Linked DNA regions of Homo sapiens: region 1 is linked to region 2. Evidence: read pairs that join two places in POLR2A ChIA-PET (ENCODE). Cell type or tissue: K562. All regions are shown on one strand.

The links. ChIA-PET counts read pairs that join two places held together with the same protein. Peaks named below come from ENCODE experiments on the same cell type or tissue, not always from the same donor. Only the 100,000 strongest peaks of a DNase experiment are listed, where the experiment ranks them.
Region 1: POLR2A ChIA-PET joins it to region 2 with 5 read pairs; 1 of 35 experiments calls an interaction of 5 or more read pairs at or near these places.

What each region holds. Positions count from the first base shown.
Region 1 is chr1:227,334,780-227,337,279 of GRCh38, forward strand. No RefSeq gene overlaps it. Among named protein-coding and RNA genes, the nearest start is that of CDC42BPA, 18 kb to the left of the region's middle. In K562, a CTCF peak has its summit at 579; a DNase peak (open chromatin) is centred at 952.
Region 2 is chr1:228,451,554-228,454,053 of GRCh38, forward strand. No RefSeq gene overlaps it. Among named protein-coding and RNA genes, the nearest start is that of H2AC25, 5.1 kb to the right of the region's middle. RefSeq lists an enhancer at 423-1,187. In K562, no CTCF peak of the experiment used is centred here; a DNase peak (open chromatin) is centred at 1,138.

The DNA of each region.
Region 1 (2,500 bases), 1.1 Mb before region 2:
AAAAAAAATTGCATTTAGGGCCGGGCGTGGTGGCTCACACCTGTAATCCCAGCACTTGTGGGGGCTGAGGCGGGTGTATCACCTGAGGTCAGGAGTTAGAGACCAGCCTGGCCAACATGGTGAAACCCTGTCTCTACTAATAACACAAAAATTAGCTGGTTGTGGTGGTGCATGCCTGTAATCCCAGCTACTTGAGAGGCTGAGGCATAAGAATCACTTGAACCCAGGAGATGGAGGTTGCAGTGAGCCGAGATCATACTGTTGTACTCCAGCCTGGGTGACAAGAGTGAAACTCCATCTCCAAAAAAAAAAAGCATTTAGGAAGGAGGTGTTGAGTATATTAACAAAATAAGATATAATATTCAAAATGCCAAAAGGACAACAGTAGGGCATGGACATTAATCAGTCAGAATGGACAGTTGTAAACAATAGACATGGCCGAATTAATGTATGCTGACTGACCTGAAAGATGTGATATTATGATGATATTTCACTAAGAAGCTAGGAATACCCAAATTCTATCCTTGTTCATGACTTTCTCCCAAGAGAAATATATACCCAAGAGACACAGCAAGGCACTTTATCATTGGCTGGAGCTTTGGCCCCAACTCCTAGCAAAGAACTCAAGTTCAGTCTGAATAACCTCAAGCCAAAATATGCGCAAAGGCTTGCTGTGGTTTTTTTCCCACTGGAAGCCTGAACCTGAGACACAGATCTTTTCACTCCACTGCACGAACAGGTCACATCCACCAGATGGGAGGCAGAAGACCCAAAGGAACAGAGAGCAGAAGAGACGGTTTGCCCCAAAGCCTACACCTGTCTACCTCAGGGCTTCTCAGATCAGAGCAGAAGCACTTCTCAAGTAAGTTACAAAATGGGAGGGGTCAGGGGTAGGAGCATCTAAAGAGAGGAAGAGGGTCAGGGTTTATTACACCAACTGCTTCACCCTCTGGTGAGGCATGAGATAACCGTGGGTGGGTCTCCACTCTGATGACGGGAACTATAAGCCTTATCTCACATCTCTAGCTTTCTAGAGGGAAGAGGTCAGAAAGAAACCTATCCCTGTAAACCAGACATTTCAGCACAGCACATAGTTTCCATTCACTGGTACAGTGGTGAAATAATTGTCCTTAAACTTGTATGTCTGTACCATTTTGGTATAAAGGGTGGGGTGAGGGTGAGGAGCAAAGAGAAGACTAGAGACAATACCATATAGCACTGACATTTTGCAAAGTACTTTCACAAATAATTCATGCACAAACTCTCTTACCACCATCTTGAACTTTCAGGACTCCATGTGAATTTTACTTTAATGGCCAAGGTTACATAAAGTGTCTCTAGTCACTGAATTCATGAGTGTCTGCTGGGGTCCTATTGTTGCAAGGATAGAAACCAATTATAACTTAAAGACTTTACTGGAAGCTTATCAGATAGCTCATGAAAACAAAGGAAAGGCAGAAGTACCAGGACAGCTGTAGGATCTAAGCAGTGAGAACCAGTGGTTATTTCTTCCAGGTGCCAATGACAAGATAAATCAGCTCCAACATTTCTGGCTCTGACCCAGCAATTCCATTACTGGGTATATACCCAAAGGAATATAAATCATCCTATCATAAAGTCACATGCAGCCGGGCACAGTGCCTCACACCTGTAATCTCAGTACTTTGGGAGGCCGAGGCAGGCAGATCACTTCAGCCCAGGAGTTCAAGACCATCCTGGGCAACATGGCAAAACCGCGTCTCTACTAAAAATACAAAAATTAGTTGGGCCTGGTGGCGCATACCTGTAGTTCCAGCTACTTGGGAGGCTGAGGCATGAAAATTGCTTGAACCTGGAAGAGGGAGGCTGCAGTGAGCCAAGATTACACCACTGTACTCTAGCCTAGGTAAGCGAGATTTGGTCTCAAAAAAAAAAAAAAAAAAGACATATGCATGTGTATGTTCATTGCAGCACTATTCACAATAGCAAAGACATAGAATCAACCTAAATGCCCATCAACAGTGGACTGGAAAAAGAAAATGTGGTACATATACACTATGGAAAACAACACAGCCATAAAAAAGAACGAGATCATGGACGTTGCAGGAAAACGGATGGAACTGGAGGCCATTACCCTTAACAAACTAACGCAGGAACAGAAAACTAAATACTGCATGTTCTCACTTATAAGTGAGAGTTAAATGATGAGAATACCTGAACACAACATAGAGGGGAACAACACACACTGGGGCCTACTGGAGGGTGGAGGCTAGGAGGAGGCAGATTATCAGGAAAAATAATGAATGGGTACTAGACTTAACACCTGGGTGAAGAAGTAATCGTACAACAAATGCCCATGACACAAGTTTACCTATGTAGCAAACCTGCATATGTACCCCAAACTTAAAAGTTTAAAAACAAAAATTTCAGGGAAACACTATCTGGATGACCTAGCTTGGTTGTATGTTCATCCACTGGACAGAAAAAGCCATGGCCTCTAACAAAGGACTATTTTGGTGGT
Region 2 (2,500 bases):
GTATTTTTAATAGAGATGGGGTTTCACCGTGTTCGCCAGGATGGCACGATCTCGATCTGCTGACCTCGTGACCCGCCCGCCTCGGCCTCCCAAAGTGCTAGGATTACAGGTGTGAGCCACCGCCCCGGCCTATTTCGTGATCATTAATATTTATATCCTCCTATGTATTTAGTGATCCTGAATATTTAGTGTCTCTGGTATATTTTATGACTATGAATACTTAGTGCCTTTCTGTTGTATATTTAATGATCATGCATATTAAGTGGTGCTTATATACTTAGCAATCATCAATGTTTAGTGCCCTGAGGCCTTCTGTTTACTCACTGTCTCCTGCATATTCAGTATTTTGGTCCCGCAACCGCCTCTGCCTTTGAGGCCCACAAGCTCTACTTATGACTTACCTCTGGATCTTGTACTCCAGCCTCCAGAGCTGCGAGCCCTAAACCCTGTTGTCTGTAACTTTCCCAGGCTGTGGTATTTTGTTACAGCAGCCTGCATGGGCAACTTTCGTTTGTCTATTTTACTTAACTGAGTGACCAAAGAAGGATGGAGCCATTCCTGGGCTGGGGATGACTGGGGGAAGTCTCAGTGTTCGGTTGGGGCTGGGGCATGGAGAACCTTCTGTGGGATTCTCTGCAGGGTGAAGTCAGGCCCCTTGAACAGGTGCAAGTATCAAGAGGGTGAGTATTAGCCTGGAGCTCTGGGAAATGTCCACAGTCCATGGTTTGTGGTCACTCAAGTCGTGGTTTGGATGAGCTCATGGGAAAAAGGAAGTGTCAGGGTGGAGGCCGCAGGACCTGTGGTGAGTGGTGAGAGGTACCCCCCGCCCTGGCACACACGGTCTTGGAGCTGTCCCTCAGCACACCACACCAGGTTGGCCTGCTGACTTGCTGTGACTCCCAGCGTGCGGCCTGAGGTACAGTGAGCAGCTTCCAGGCGAGGCCCCAGGGGGCCTTGGCCCCACCACCAACCCACTGCTGAGTCACTGGTGACCCCTCCTAACCCTCCCTGACCTACCAGCTGACCCCTCCTGACCCTTTGGGTGACCCCTCATGCCTCCTCCCTGACCCAACCCTGACCCCTCCTGACCTTCCACTGACCCCTTCCTGACTCACCAGCTAACCCATCCCTGACCTTCTGGCTGACCCCCCCGACCCATCAGCTGACTCATCCCTGATCCCTCCTGACCCTCCACTGACCCTTCCCTGACTCACCAGCTGAACCCCTCCCTGAACCCTCCTGACCCTCCACTGGCCCTCAGTGGGTGGCGAATGTCCAGGAGCCAGGTCTAGCCTGTTCACCAGACACCTGCTGTCCAGGAAGCCTGGCTCCCACCCCGGCCCCACAGGCCCACCAGCCACAATGCTTTGGGCTGGTTTGTTATCTTGGCAGGAGACACCTAGAAGGGCCTGGCCAGCAGGTGACCAGCAGGGCCCACTCAGGGCCATGGGTGGGCTGAGAGCACAGCCCACTGGGCAACAAAGGTGGCCTGGGGCCCAAAGGCAGCTCCACGAGGGGTGGCTGCTGGGTCCAGGGTCTGGAAGCCAGGTGTTGCCATGGACTTGGCATCCCCAGCCGCCTGCACAGAAGCAGCTGCCACCAGGCAGTGGTGGGACAGATGTGGCCAGCATCCCACTGCCCCTGACACTTGGTGAGCGGCATGCAGGAAACTAGAGACTCTTCCAGGCAGGCCCAAGACCTGCTCTGGTGATCAGAGTCGGGGCCTCTGTGGGACAGGATAACACACAGACAGGGACAATGAGGACGAGTTCAGCACGACCCACACTGGACAGGGGTCAGAGCAGATACCCAAAACTGCTTCCCTGAAGGACTGGCATCACAAACGCTTCAATGCAGCATCTCAGGAGAGGAAGAAATTGCAGGGAAGAGGGTGGTTGTTTTTTTTGTTTCGTTTTCGTTTTTCAATTGGAAGACTCGAGCATTTTGGTGTTGAGCATGTGGGAACTGACCAGCTGGGGCTGGGGAGAGACCCACAGTCAGGAGAGAGGAGGAGAGGGATGCGGGACAAAGCTGAGCCAAGCCGAGAGTTCTGCAAAACTGCAAGCTCTCTCTGTGGGTTACTCCTGAGGCTGGCTTCAGCTGCATTCTCCTCCTGGGACATATCTCCTTTTCTCTTCCTCCTCCATAAAGTGCCTGCCCATAGGGATGTGTGAAGTGTGATGAGCAAACTTCCAGTGAAGGTGGGTGCATGTTGGGAATGCAGCGGGCGGGGAATGCAACAGGCAGGGAAAAGTCACGATGCATCCACAGGACAGACAGCCAGCCCTGCAGAGATGAGTTGCCCACAGCCACCAAGAGGGCCCTCTTCTCTCCACAAGGTCCCCAAGTGATGGCTGCTGCTGCACCAAGGGCAGTCCCTGCTCCCCCTCTTTATACCTGGGGTAGGCCAGTGGCATCCTGAAAAGCACTAGGATGGGCCTCTCTCCTCTTGGGCATCTGGTCTACCCTCCTCATAGCCCTTCTGGGACCCCAGGCTTTC